Linked DNA regions of Homo sapiens: regions 1 and 2 are each linked to region 3. Evidence: read pairs that join two places in POLR2A ChIA-PET (ENCODE). Cell type or tissue: GM12878. All regions are shown on one strand.

Region 1 (5,000 bases), 170 kb before region 3:
ATCAGATGAAGGCATTTGAAAACAGGATCAGCTGTGTTAAATTGGGCCAAGAGGCAGAGAAAAATGAGTTGAATATATATTGACTTTAGTAACATGTATTAGCCAACAAAATGAGAGAGCAATGCAGTGAGGGGAGGGCCACAAACATTCCAGGAAATATCAAAGTGTATTATGTGAAACTTATGAAAAATTTATCAGGAGAGATCTCCTTTACTTAATTGTTGGCAAATATTTCATTGTCAGACTTACCAGGTGTCAGTTTAGAGACTAACCTTGAGAACAGACTTGCTATCAGTGCCGTGGTGGGAACCTGACTGATTTTGCTGTATTTCCTTTTTGCCACAAGGCCAGCCTTTGACATTGTGTGTGTCTGAGTACTTACTAATATTTATTTCATGTAGTTGGAATTTTAGGATTAGAAGTGACTTGCGTAGTTGTTTTCCAAACTTCTCAATTCACAAATGCCAAAGTATCCTAAAAGAAGATATAAATTATGTTAGACCTACAACTTCTCATATCTGCAGCATCAGAGCATGTGAAGTGCAAAGCCATGTAGAACCTTTGAAATCAGCTCTCTTTTCCTTTTTTTTCTTACAGTGAGTTTTAGTTAGACATGCTGTGCTGACATTCTGCATGGTTGTGGCTTTGCTGTTTTATTAGATGGCATTCAGAGTACAAATTGAGTAAATGGTATTTCCCTTGAGAAATAATGTGATTATTCTGTTACAGAAAAAAGAAAAAAGTTACCCTAAAGAAGCTTTTTTATAGGCCTAGCACAGTAGCTCATGCCTATAATCCCAGCACTTTGGGAGGCCGAGGCAGGCGGATCAGATGAGGCCAGGAGTTCGAGACCAGCCTGGCCAACATGGGGAAACCCTGTCTCTACTAAAAATACAAAAATTAGTTGGGTGTAGTGGTGCATGTCTGTAATCCCAGCTACTAGGGAGGCTGAGGCATGAGAATTGCTTGAACCCGGGAGGCAGAGGCCTCATTGAGCCGAGACTGCGGCACTATGCTGTAGCCTGTGCGACAGAGTGAGACTCTGTATCCAAAAAAAAAAAAAAAAGAAGAAGCTTGTTTTTTTTTGTAAGAAACAAAGCTTGTTTATGTAAAAAAAAAAACAAAAAACTTGTTATGTAGTAAATGTTATAATTTTGCTTTCTTACCTAAGTCCCGGTCACCTTCTTCTTTAATTAAAAATATTATAAAGATTTTAGTCAGTCATAGAATTAAACATTAATTGAAATTGTACTGTGCTTTTCCTCTAGACAATATATAAATTCATATTTGTAAATTATGTCTTTCAAAAGAGACAGCTCAAGTTTTTTGCTTACCCAGGTAGTAAATTCATGACAAATGCATTTAAAAAACAGTCTTTCTTTCTTATCCCTACTTTTGTCTACACATGTTTGTTGTAAAGCTATTCAAAGAAATCTTTTCCAATTTAAAATCTGTATTAGAAAAGTTATTTGTGATTACTTTTGTACTTCTAACTATACAGGCTGTGGATATTTGCAAACTTCAAAGTTCAAAATTGTTATCAAATATTAATATTTGAAGGAATTACTTGTATATAATAGCTTAGTGATTACACACATGGACTCCAGCACCAGACTGCCTGGATTTGAATCTCAGCTCCATCAGCTCCGCTATTTGTTGTGTGATCTTGGCTTAGTGTGACCTCTGTGCCTCAGTTTCCTAATCTATAAAATGGGGTATAACAATGGTAGCTTTTTTTTTTTTTAGACAGAGTCTCGCTCTGTCACCCAGTCTGGAGTGCAGTGGTAAGATCACAGCTCACTGCAGCCTTGATCTCCCAGGCTCAAGTGATCCTCCCACCTCAGCCTCCTGAGTAGCTGGGACCACAGGTGCAGGCCACCATCCCCGGCTAATTTTTTTGTTTTTTGTAGAAACAGGGTATGGCCATGTTGCCTAAGCTGGTCTTGAACTCCTGGACTTAAGCAGTCTGCTTTCCAAAGTGCTAGGATTACAGGCATGAGCCACCACACCCTCATACTTGTGGAGCTATGAGGATTACATAAAGTACTATTCGTAAAATACTTAGAATAGTGCCTGATAATATGGTAAGGCCTAATGTATGTAAACAGTAAATAAATGCTTAAAACTTAATATTTTATTCAAAAAACAAACAGGGCTAAGATACAACCTTTAGGTCATATCTTTTCTTGCAAGTATGTCCTGTTTTATTTTTTACTTTGCTTTTTGTTTTGATTTTGAGAGGTATTTAGGTAATTTTTTGAGTAGCATGTAAGCTATTTTTTTTTTCTGTTACAGATTTTTAGGGCAGTTTTTAGTGTCATTATGTTGCTGCTACATATTTGGAAGATGGAACAAGCCCAGACAAAGGAGGATTCTTTTTTACTCATCTTAAATCCATTTTATTTTCCTTCATCTGAGCCCCTTAAAACTAATGTGTTACTGGTAAGTTGGTGTGTGCCTGTAGTCCCAGCTACTAGGGAGGCTAAGCCAGGAGTATCGCTTCAGCCCCAGAGTTCAAGACCAGCCTGGACAACATAGCAAGACTCCCGTCTTAGAAAAAAATCTGTACAGATATGTTATAGGAACATTTTGTCTGCATTCACTACATTGCACTATACTTTAAAAAAAAAGAGATTTAAAATACAAATACTGACACTTAACACACATGTACTCATATCTTAATAATTAGTTTAATTGCTTCCCCTTTATGGAGTCAAATAATATAATGCGTTTCCTAACTAACTGTATACTTATATTTTCCTCAATGTTAATGAAAAATCTCTAATATTTTTATCCTCTTATATTTCTTAATTATTAATCTATTTTCACTTTTAAAAAGCCATAAAAATAAGATATGTTTTTATAATTATTCTAGATGCCTGAAATTTTGTAAAAATCATAAATATGGAAAAGATCTTAAAGGGTTATGTAATAAGCCCCTACTTTGCACAATATTCTACCTCTGACACTTTTAAGAAAATAATTTCTAGTAACACATCCTAGTGGTTACAAGTCCTTATGCCATAGCATTGGACATTAATAATCACTCAAATACTTATTGAGGAATAAGATGTTCTTCCTAATGACTAAATTAAATTATTCTCATTATAATTCAATTCTTTGGCTTCTTGTCCCATTCTTCAGAGGTTATGGTAACCCGTAAAAGTGTAAGGTTATTTTCAGTTTTATTTTCTAAATGATTTCCTCTTGCATGTCATTATAGGACCAAATTTCTAAGTATGTAATTATTTTTATTACTGTCCTCTGGGCCCTTTCCAAGTAATTTAATCTTCCTTTAAATGTGGGCCAAAACTATTAGGTTCAATATGGCAGTTTTTAAAAACATGAGTATGAAGGTAAAGGCAGGTTATTACGGTTCATGTAATTGTTTTCATTTAAAACTGAAGTACCAGCTGACTTTGAATATGGCCCTGAGTATCAGCTCTTCTGATTAGTCAAGAAATGTTTCTTGTTTTTTAAGAGATTTGAACTAAAATTCCACCTCAATTGTAACCAATTTTTTTTTTTTTTTTTTTTTTTTTTGAGACTGAGTTTCTCTCTGTTGTCCAGGCTGGAGTGCAGTGGCATGATCTCGGCTCACTGCAACCTCTGCCTCCCGGGTTCAAGTGATTCTCCTGCCTCAATCTCCCAAGTAGCTGGGATTACAGGTGCTCACGAACAGGCCTGGTTAATTTTTGTATTTTTAGTAGAGATGGAGTTTTACCATGTTGGCCAGGCTGGTCTCGAACTCCTGACTTCAAGTGATCTGCCGGCCTTGACCTCCCAAAGTGCTGGGATTACAGGCTGAGACACCCACCATGCCTGGTTGAATTGTAACCAATTTCTAGAGACATAAAATTCTTAATATATATTATATAATATAGATAGATATTATTGATATATATTCCATATTATATAATTCTTGATATAATATATAATTCTTGATATATAATAGGATATATATCAAGAATTTAATATCTATAAGTCAAGTAGATATTTATTATTTATAACATCTTTCTATTTATAAAGTAATAATTAATATAGAAGTCATAGGAAAAAAGCAAAAGGAAGTAACACTTATAATGCCATCACCCTGAAATAACATTTTCCTGTTTATGGTATTACAAAATGATTTATGGTATGTTTTATAGTTTTTAAAACCAGTAATGTGAACATTTCTCTATATATGAAAATGGATATCTTGCAATTGCATGATTTCTAATGGCTTCATAATATTGCATCATGTAGATTTATCATAATTTACTGACTCTATCACCTATTTTTGAACCCTGTTTATTTCATTTTTAAATAAGAGCAAGCAGTGCTACATTGGATGTCTTTGTGCATATATCTTTCTTAATTGAGTATTTCCTTAGGATAAATTCTTAGAAGTGAAATAGCAGGGTATGTATATTTTTAAAACTTTTGGCATACATATCAAAATTGATTTTCAGAAAGGTTATTATCAATTTATCCTTCTGTCAACATTGTGTTTGAATTTCTGCCTTCCACCACCCTTATAAAGTCAGAGTAAAATCTTTCTTAATCTTTGTCAATCTGATTAGCAAAAAAAAAAAACAACAAAAGTTTAATTTGCAGATCATTGACTTCTAGTGAGGTTATAGTTTTTAAAGTTTCTTAATCATTTATATATTTTTATTTCTGAATTGCCCATTGATATCTATAGAAGACCATTACTGTATCCTAGAAGTGGGGTTTCCATTCTCTCTTGTTGTGGTAATAGCATACACATTTTTCTTGTTGTTTTTGTTTGGGTTTTGTTTTGTTTCTTTGGTGAGGTGGGGGTAATTCTTTTACTGGAATTACCTCTCTGTGTGTAGTTTTGGAAGGACATAATAGAGGAGCTTGCCTGCCCCAGCCAAATTGTGAGCATATGACCAAATGTGCCAATCTGGCTCTCATAAGTGTTTTGAATTTTGGGTGGTGTGATGCAAAGTCAGAAAAGTAAGTCCAGTTGTGGGACTCTTAGTTGCTTATAT
Region 2 (5,000 bases), 58 kb after region 3:
AGCTGGGACTACAGGCACCCGCCACCACACCCGGCTAATTTTTTGTATTTTTCAGTAGAGACGGGGTTTCACTGTGTTAGCCAGGATGGTCTCTATCTCCTGACCATCTGCCCGCCTCGGCCTCCCAGAGTGCTGGGATTACAGGTGTGAGCCACCGCACCCGGCCAGGGATAGCAGCATTTGAAAACAATGAACTGGCTTGCTGTGATGAAGCCTAAAGAGAATAATGGGTAACTGATGATAGTTGCCAAACAGTTAAGAACTAAGTGTGAGGACCACCAGGCATCTTTAGTAGCTTACAAAGTGTCTCTCCCTCCTGTTATGGGAGAATAGCTGCAGTGAGGAGCAAACTCAGAGTTTTATAGTCAGGGTTGCTAAGCTTCAAAGACAACAGAGGGCTCAGCCGAGGCTCTGGTTGGGACAACCTGGGACCCCGAAACGTGAGATGGAGATATCTGGGTGAATGCCACAGAAGTTTGTGGCTCTGAAGGCTATCCTGACCCCTCAGAGTGTGTAAATGTGACTGTGTGTTTCACATAACAGCCAATACTTCCCCCATGTGAGAAAACACTGCAGAGGCCTCTCTTCCACAGGCTGAACAGGTACTCCCCTTAAGGGCTACACCCACCTTTTCTCCTGTCTATCATGTAAAAACAAGGTAATAATCAAACATATGCTTTATGCGTAAAGAAAATAATTGTGAAAATGTGAGTAAATTCAATTAAATGCAAAATCAAGCACTATTTTACATATACCTTCAACAGGATGAACTGTGACTAAGCCAGACTGACGAGAATAATTGAAGGGGAAGTCAAGGAGAGGAGGCACGTGTGATAGGCAGTAGTGTTTGCTCTCTGGGGTTGGTATCGTGGAAAACATTTTGAGCACAAAATAAGAATTATTGACTTCAGCAGAGAGGGGACCATAAAACTAGTGTTCACATTTAATTTTAACTGTTAAATTTTGAATGGTTATAAAACTGGTTTAATTTTTCATTACCATAAATATTTACAACCCTCAATATATCACAGAACACCTACAACCCATTCTTGGAACACACAGTATTCTGGCAAACCAGTTGGTAAACTCTGAGACAGAGCAATAGCTAGACAGATGTGTGGGCTCAATGTAAGTCATTTTTCTTAACTGGGAGGGATGTAACCATGTTCAAGTGTTGACAGGAAGAATCTAGTTAAAAGGGAAATTTAAAAATACAAGAAAGAGGCCAGGCACAGTGGTTCACGCCTGTAATCCCAGCACTTTGGGAGGCCGAGGCGGGCAGATCACGAGGTCAGGAGTTCGAGACCAGCCTGACCAACATGGTGAAATCCTGTCTCTACTAAAAATGCAAAAATTAGCCAGGTGTGGTGGCGTGCACCTGTAATTCCACCTACTCAGGAAGCTGAGGCAGAAGAATCGCTTGAACCTGGGAGGTGGAGGTTGCAGTGAGCTGAGATCATGCCACTGCACTCCAGCTTGGGTGACAGAGCGAGACTCCATCTCAAAAAAACAAAACAACAACAGCAATAACCAAAAAAACAAGAAAGACATGGATAGTTGATATATGAATAGTTGATATTAAATATCATAAATAGTTGATATTCCAAGATTCCTGAGATAGTGGGAGAGGACTTGACCAAAAGCTAGGTGAATGTTGGTCTCGAAGAAGTAGGTACACAGGTTTGCATGGTGGTAGGAAGCTGAATTGGCCTGTCTGATAACATTTTAGAATAATTTCCTAATCCCTGCTCAGGGTTCTTAGTTGTAAATCATAGACACCAATTTAATAAAAATAATTTACTGCTGAGAAATTTGGAGAATGAGATCAGAAAACAGGCCAAAGACAAGGGAGATTTGCAGAAGCCAGGACAAGCACCCAATCCTGCAGCAGAACTAGTCTCAGGTGGCCCAGATTGCAAAGCCTCCATGGTGGCACCAGGGACAGGTGCTTCTTGTTGCTTCTGCAACCTCTGCTTCTGATGCTTTGTTTGTTTGTTGTTGTTGTTGTTTTTCAAGATGGAGTCTCTCTCTGTCGCCCAGGCTGGAGTGCAGTGGTGTGGCCTCAGCTCACCGCAACCTCCACCTCACGGGTTCAAGCGATTCTTCTGCCTCAGCCTCCGGAGTGGCTGGGATTACCGGCGCCTGCCACCATGCCTGGCTAATTTTTGTATTTTTAGTAGATATAGGGTTTCACCATGTTGGCCAAGCTGGTCTTGAACTCCTAAACTCAGGTGATTTGCCTGCCTCGGCCTCCCAAATTGCTGGGATTACAGGCTTGAGCCACCGCACCTGGCCCTCTGCTGCTTTGGAAACCGAAATTTGCTAGTGCCCCAAGGAATTCTCCCTGCCCTTTCCTGTGCATCTCAAACTCTCAACTCTCAGTGCAGGGAATGTACATCTGACTGATCATATTCTTTCATCCAGGCTGCAAGGGACGTTGGCCTGCTTATACGGTGGGCTCTGCTTTCCTTGAAGACCTATAGAATGGAGAATTTCCTTGTTATAGGTAAGGGGTTCCAAATTCTGGGAAGCTAAAATATCCACCAAGATGCCTACTGCACACCATGGAGTACCTTTGTGAGAATCAGCAAAAGATGCCCATTGAGATAGATGCATTCTAGTGCATTAGCCCTGGGAGTACCTTTAAGAGAATTTTTAAAAATTACTCTTTCTCTGGGGGGATCCTTTCCTGAGTCAAGGAGCTCAGTTAGACCAGCAGAATGTAGCTGAATTTTAGTCCCCACTTGCCCCTGAGCTGGGTGCCCTTGTCCAAATATATGCGATGTTCCTGGTGGCTCTACACCTGCCAGAGATAAGGGGATTAAGTGTGATCATGAAACCACATGCAAAGAAGCGACAGATTCAGGCGGCAGCACTGATCCCAAGCTCTATAATCCCTACGGCCTTTATTTTACAACCAGCCTTAAAGGCATAAACTACTATTGCTTTACAGTCAGTTAGCAGATGTTATCAGAAAAAGCAGATAAACCCTCTTTTATTTCTTTTGTTGTTGTAATTCTCCAAGTGTGGATCTGAGTAAGTACAGAAGTCTGGTAGGTATAATAAATGCAATTGATCTTGTTTTCACTAAAGACTTGAAAGGTCTTATTTGGATTTTCTGAGTCCTATCCTGAGAGATTCTTCTTCACAAAAAAATTTTCTCAGGCTGGATCCTGAGCTGTAAGTCTTGATTTAGTTTAGGAAACAGGACTGGCTTTAGGAAAAGGTATTACTGAGAAGTTGAAGATTTGTTTCTGCTTCCTTGGTCTTGTATCTCTCTCCACCTCTTTATGAGCCTTACAAATCTCTAACCTAAGTCAAGTATAAATTACTCATTTGGCAACATTTCATTTCCTTTTACAGGCTTTAGGAGCCTAAGGCCAAAAATATGAATCTCTAATGATGGTATTTAGGTACTTGTAGGCAGTGGAGGAAGGTTCTCTCAGGGCCGACGAAATCACTCTTTTGTCCCAGGAGAGCCAACTCTTTCTATATTCTGGAATTCCTGAGGCTATCTTGCAGACATTCTCTTGAACAGAGGTGAGCCAAGCTGGACAGACCTCTGGAGATCATCCTAGATCAGAGTGGCCAGTTGAAGTCAGCCTCTATCCCCTGTGGCTTGTGGGCTGCTAAGCTGAGAGTGCTGAGGAGGTGGGAATCCTGGCTGTAGAACTGGGGAGAATAAGGCAGTCTAGGCTTACTAATTTCAAGTAAATTCAATGTCCTTTTATTTATTTATTTATTTTTGAGACAGAGTCTCACTCTTTCGCCTAGGCTGGAGTGCAGTGGCATGCGACCTCAGCTCACTGCAACCTCTGCCTCTTGGGTTCAATTGATTCTCCCACCTCAGCCTCCCGAGTAGCTGAGATTATAGGCACCTGTCACCACGCCCTGCTAATTTTTGTATTTTTAGTAGAGATGGGGTTTCACTACATTGGCCAGGCTGGCCTCAAACTCTTGACTTCAAGTGATCTGCCCGCCTCAGCCTCCCAAAATGCTGGGATTACAGGTACGAGCCACCACACCTGGCTATATAGACAGGATTTCTAAAGTTTACACAGAAGCCTTTCTTTCTGAGTAGGTGGCAAACTGCTCCTTTTATATAGTTTATCTTCAATGTAAAATTTACATAACTAGTGTCTTTTCAAATTTAAATAATGGATACTGCCTTTTCTCCCCAGAACGACCTAAGTGTCTCTGAAGTAATAATGATAGCTAATTCTTATTCAGTACTTTCTGCATGCCAGATACTATTCTAAGCACTTTACATATATTAACTCATAAGAACACGATAAGAATTTTATGTGGTAGAGACTCTTATTAGCCTTTTTATTTTGCAGTAGAGGAAACTAAGGCACAGAAGATAGGCCAAGGTGAGTGGCAGAGTTTAGGTGAGAAGTCACATCTAGTAAGTGGCAGAGATGGGTTTTGAATCCCTGAAGAGTTATCCGGCCTGAGCTTTTAATTGCTATTGTTGGACTGGCTTCAATAAGGAAAGTTACCCAGGCTCTCCAGGAAGAAAATATGAAGGCTAGAAGTAAGGTCAGGAATTGGATAGCCAATGGATATCAGGTAAACTCAGACCAAGAAAATAAAAGTACAGAAATGCAAACAGGCCCAGGGAAGGAGGAAGTTCCAAGTTCACTCTCAAGTTGGGCAATGGCTAAATCCCTCTGTGTTCCATTTGTTGTGAAGTTGTTTTATGACCCTCTGAATAAAAAGACTGAGCCTGTGTGACCACGTGAAGGGTTTACTATGGCACTGACTCCAGGAGGACACAGAAATGCTTCACAGACTGCAACCATAAGAGAGAACCAGGACCATGCTTAGGAGCAGTAATGATAAGAAAACTGTAGCCACTCAGGAGTTTGGTCACCAAACATAGAGATTAAAAAAAAAATCACTGTAATCCCAGCACTTTGGGAGGCTGAGGCAGGCGAATCACTTGAGGTCAGGAGTTTGAAGACCAGGCTGGCCAACATGGTGAAATCCTGTCTCTA
Region 3 (5,000 bases):
TTAGTATTACAAGTAACTGGTAATGTCTCCAGAGCCATGAGGATTACAGAGACTTATATACCAACAGCAGGTTTAGCTCCCAGCTTCTCTTCAGCCATCATAACACCCCGCATTAATCTTAGTGTTTGCCTGTCTACATGTCTGTTCCTCACTCTGGCATGAAAATTCCTTGGGGTTAGAGACACTGTGTTACCTGTCTTCATGTCCCCTGGGCTTGAACAATTTTATGACCCACAATGGATGTTCCACAAATATTTGTTGACATACATACACATATTGTGGGACTCAATGCATGCCTTGTGAAATTAAAGAAAGCGATTTCCATTGCAGGATTTGATAATTGGACTGACCGTGATGGGCATTTTAGGTAGCTATTAATATTTTGTGTTCTTATTGGATGATATTGTTTACAAAGTTTGAAGGTCACATTTTACATAAAAGTAAACATCTCAGTTGGTTAATATAAGTCATTCAGAGGAAGTTTTTTTTTTATGTCTAATAAAATTACACAATGCATGAAGCTACAGGAAACTCACATTCTGCCTATCTTCATTTTCCAGCTAAATTAGGCTCCCAGAAAGGAAATATGCTTCTCTCTCACAGTCTGCCACTTTTAAACAACCTCAAAGGCCTATTCCCCATGGGTTATACTTTGGCAGGACACTGCTGTTAGCCTGTGTATGGGGTCATGTGAAATACTGTGATCTGGAGAGTCAGTGGTCCTCTACTTACTACTGGATACCACCTTTCCTGTGGCTCCTGCATGGGAAAAGAAATCTCCATGTTTACTGCAGCGGGGAAACAATGGGACTTTTTGGGGAATTGTGCTACATTCAGTTATTTACGCTTCTACATATTTGTTCAGTTCTGAACAATCACTAATTCAACACTGGGAGTTTATGGCTGTATGGATTTCCCTAACTACACACCCAACCATTTATAAGCACAGCTGGAAGTTTCCTTTTATATTGCACCAATCACTTGCTAGTAAAGATGGATGCACTAACCCACAGATCTGAGAAAGCCAGCCACATTGGTTTTATCTGGATCTGAATTCTTTGTATTAGTTAATTTACTTAAGAAGCCAGTCTAAAGAGCTGCCACCCATTCTTGTGTGTTGAGCTTTTGCAATTTTTATTTAGTGAAGATGCCAAAAGCTTCGAAGGACCCACCAAGCAGTGATCTTGTTTAAAGGTTGATAGAGGATTTTACATTCATCATCTTGACAGCCATAAAGGCACATATTATTTTCAGATAATAAATAAGACAGGAAGAGTCTAGCCTCTAGCTTCATGCAGAAGATGCAAATCTGAGGCTTTGGAGGCTCAGAAAGGTCAACTTTTCTTTGCAACACATTCTGATTGTTTTCATCTTCTTATAGGCACTTGGCCTGTTTTGTCTAAGTTTAACATAAGCCTTTTTCACACAGGTGCTTTTCTTGGCATCCACAGAGGAAATGAGGAAACTGTGCCAAATTAAAATGAGCACATTTTGAAAATACGGAAATTTGATCCTTGTATTGATTCCTTTTCATAGAAGAGGCAATAAAAGCCATTGTAGAGATGAATTGAGATTGTGGTCTCCCTTAAGAATTAAAATATATATATAAACCATTCTGTCAAGCTTTGAACACTTCTATTCATCTATTTTGACCAGAAAATTTTAAAAAGAAGAATTTATCATTAGTCCAGTAAACTTCAGTGCATCATTGTCTTAGCACTTTATAACTAAAGCTTAAAAATAAAGTAATGCTATTAGGAAGTGCCCTGGACCAAGCTCAGAAAATATGAAAGTTGCTTCTAGTTTTTTTTTTCCATTAACTAGCAATGTGACAATGAATGAATTGTGTCACTTTACAGCTGTTGATATTGGAACTATTGTATACTAAGGACACAAAAGACTGCAAATTAGGTAGCAAGTTAAAAAGTAGCAAACATGTTAAAAATAGGAAAAGTCTGTTTTCTTCCTAAATGCAACCCATTTTGAAGAACACGTTTATCTAAATCTAGTATGGAATACCTCAAAATTTAATTGATTTCTTCTTTTTATTGATCTTCTATTCTTGCATAGTAGCAAGGGGAAGAAGTGAACTTAAACTTGCCCATTTAGGGTAACTCAGTCCTTGCAGTTTGGAAACAGAAGTGCTCCTACTTGTGGCCAGTCAACGTAAGGTATTGTGAAGGGCCTTGAAAAGTCCTCAGGCTCTGTGTGGTGAGGCAGTGAAATTGGCCCCAGACCCACCTGGGTGTGTATCTCCCTGTCCACTGCTCTCGCCCAGGGGTTGATCTTGTGTCTGCCTTCACAGACCTTTCTCCCTATTCTCTCTTCAGCTCCTCCTTCTAGCAACAAAAAGGTAAGCATTTTCTTTATATCACATCACATGACCTCCCTTTCTTCTTCATGCTGTAATCTAGGGCCAATTCTCCAAGCTTGAGTTCTTGATATACACTATAAATTGAACAATAATAAAGTTACATTTCATTGGTCAAAAAATGGTTGAATGTTAAAAATTTTGTGCAACTCAACCTATGAAGATATGATTTTGAGAGTCTGAGAAAATCATTTTTTCTTCTCAAAACCTGATTTTCACAACCATTATTTCCCTATAGAGCTTAAAAATCTCAACTTGGATGCCAAAGTTGAACAGTTATTCTTTGTACTATGCAGTGTTTACTCTTCCCTACCCTGAGGAGTAACCCTCAGCCTCCCACAAGGTTTACACTTAATGACAAAAGGAAATGCGAGGGAGAAATAAAAATAAAATAAAATTACCAAGTCTATAAATCATATCAGAGGATATTTCAAAATATTAGTGTTCTACCAGTATAAAAATTCAACTCAGGTACAAATATAACAGTTTTAAGTTTTTCTTGAGCATGTGACAACGCCAACATGATTATATTTTAGCAGGAAGAAGTGATGTTAAACTTTATTTCTAATCTAATTTGTTTGAGGTTTTTATTCTGTTTTGGGAAAGTAAAAGAATGACTTATAGTATTACTTTAAGAATAATACCCCTTTACACTTCTTTGAAAATTAAGATTTAGAAAAACCCTGTTCATATAATTGTATTTCATTTAGTTCTGAGTAAGAACCTGTAGACCTCTAAATTCCTAAGGGGAGAAACTGATTTGTCCCATATCAAAGAGCTGTTAAATTATATGACCAGGGGAAATAAATGTGTTTGGATTATTAGTATGTTTTGAGCATTTCCCCCTCCAAAATAATCATCTATCTGGAAACAAAAAAAAGCATGAAGTTAGCTGTCCCAGTGCTGAACAAGCTGTGAGATGTGTGTGGTCTGTGTGTGTATAAGACGAGACATTAGATGAGATGGGTCCTCTACAGGTGAGCACGATAATGGCATTAAGCCAATCTTTAATGGTTTATCCAAAACCATTAAATTGTGGTTGTAGTCTTAGAAAGTACCAACCCTGAGTAGGCAATAATCTTCCTTCCTTCACAAATACACTGCCTGTTTATTACAACCTGATTATGACTTAAAGAGTTTATGCACCATTTCTATTTGGTCTAGATAGGCAGAATGCTCTGGGTTATCAGATTAAATATCTGGATTTTCAGTTCATATGGATTCAACTAATTTTACAAACCGGCTAAAGATTTTTGTAGGTTTTGTTTTGAGAGAAGAGTCACCAGCATACCAAAGATTTTTGATGACTTAATTTTTGATAAATAATAAATCTTGTTATGTGAGCTACATTACTTCTACCAGTTTCAGCCACTGGTAACAGACAGATATAATGAAAATTTAAACCCTTTTGAAGTAAAATCGAGGCAAAAATCATTAATTACTTGAAATAGCTGATTAAGATAAAGCAAAACCTTTGAAATAGATGTCAGACTTTAACATTTATTTTAAAAGCAAAACTTTGAATAGATGTCAGACTTTAACATCTATTTATATTAGTCTCTCTGTTGAGAAAGGAAATAAATAATTAGAATAGTTTTTTATATCTAAAATTACTATAATTGATACTAATATTGGATCACAATAACTGAAGAATTGTAATATGCAAAATTGTTTTCAATGTAAATTACTTGAGATAACTTTATAACCCAAATCTGAAGTTTTAAATTAGGTAAAATAAAACATTTCAGTTTGTTTTAAAACATAAAATTTGAAAAAAATACCCCTATATAAATGAATTATTTTATTTTTTGTTCTGCTCTTATTTATTTGTTTAGTCTCTGTAGACACTAAAATTATGGCTAACTTGTGGGTTTCTTGGACTTTGTTCACAGATATGACTCCTTGTAACTTTTTCCAAATTCAAACAAGGTAGTGGTAGAGCTTTTCAGTAGTATAAAGATGTGGTTTTTTTCAAAACCAAAATGAGCTAACACTTCACACCTGTTAGGATGGCTATCGTGAAAAAAAACCCAACCAAACAAAAAAACAAAAACCAAAGAACCCTCAAAATATCAATTGTTAGCAAACATGTAGAGAAAATTTGAATCCTGGTGCACTGCTGATAAGAATGTAAAATGGTTCAGCAGCTGTGAAAAATGATGTGCCAGCTCCTCAAAAATTAAACAGAACAACCATGTGACCTAGAAATTTCACTTCTAGCTATGTACCCAAAAGAACTGAAAGGAGGAACTCAAATAGATATTTGTTTTTGTTGGGGTTTTTTTTGGAGACAGGATCTTACTCTGTTGCCCAGGCTGCAGTGCAGTGGTGTGGTCATGGCTCACTACAGCCTCTAACTCCCGAGCTCAGGTGATCCTCCTGCCTCAGCCTCCCAAGTAGCTGGGACCACAGACATGTGCCACCATGCCTGGCTAATTTTTGTATATTTTGTAGAGTTGAGGTTTCCCTATGTTGCCCAGGCTGGTCTTGAACTCATGGGCTCAAGTGATCCACCCCCCTCAGCCTCTCAGAGTGCTAGGATTACAGGTGTGAGCCACTGCACCTAGCCTCAAATAGATGTTTGTACACCTGTGCTCATAACAATATTATTCACAACAGCCAAAAGGTA

The links. Peaks named below come from ENCODE experiments on the same cell type or tissue, not always from the same donor. Only the 100,000 strongest peaks of a DNase experiment are listed, where the experiment ranks them.
Region 1: POLR2A ChIA-PET joins it to region 3 with 9 read pairs; 9 of 35 experiments call an interaction of 5 or more read pairs at or near these places.
Region 2: POLR2A ChIA-PET joins it to region 3 with 5 read pairs; 2 of 35 experiments call an interaction of 5 or more read pairs at or near these places.

What each region holds. Positions count from the first base shown.
Region 1 is chr5:128,074,389-128,079,388 of GRCh38, reverse strand. All of the region lies in intron 1 of SLC12A2-DT (SLC12A2 divergent transcript), which reads left to right. Among named protein-coding and RNA genes, the nearest start is that of SLC12A2-DT, 6.3 kb to the left of the region's middle. In GM12878, no CTCF peak of the experiment used is centred here; no DNase peak of the experiment used is centred here; H3K4me3 peaks cover 939 bases; H3K27ac peaks cover 1,615 bases.
Region 2 is chr5:127,847,979-127,852,978 of GRCh38, reverse strand. All of the region lies in intron 5 of CCDC192 (coiled-coil domain containing 192), which reads right to left. Among named protein-coding and RNA genes, the nearest start is that of CCDC192, 150 kb to the right of the region's middle. In GM12878, no CTCF peak of the experiment used is centred here; no DNase peak of the experiment used is centred here.
Region 3 is chr5:127,906,444-127,911,443 of GRCh38, reverse strand. The region is part of intron 6 of CCDC192 (coiled-coil domain containing 192); the gene reads right to left. LOC124901059 (a long non-coding RNA gene) reads right to left here and starts at 2,284. Exons shown (of 3, transcript XR_007058925.1): 1 at 2,242-2,284. In GM12878, a CTCF peak has its summit at 2,161; a DNase peak (open chromatin) is centred at 2,127.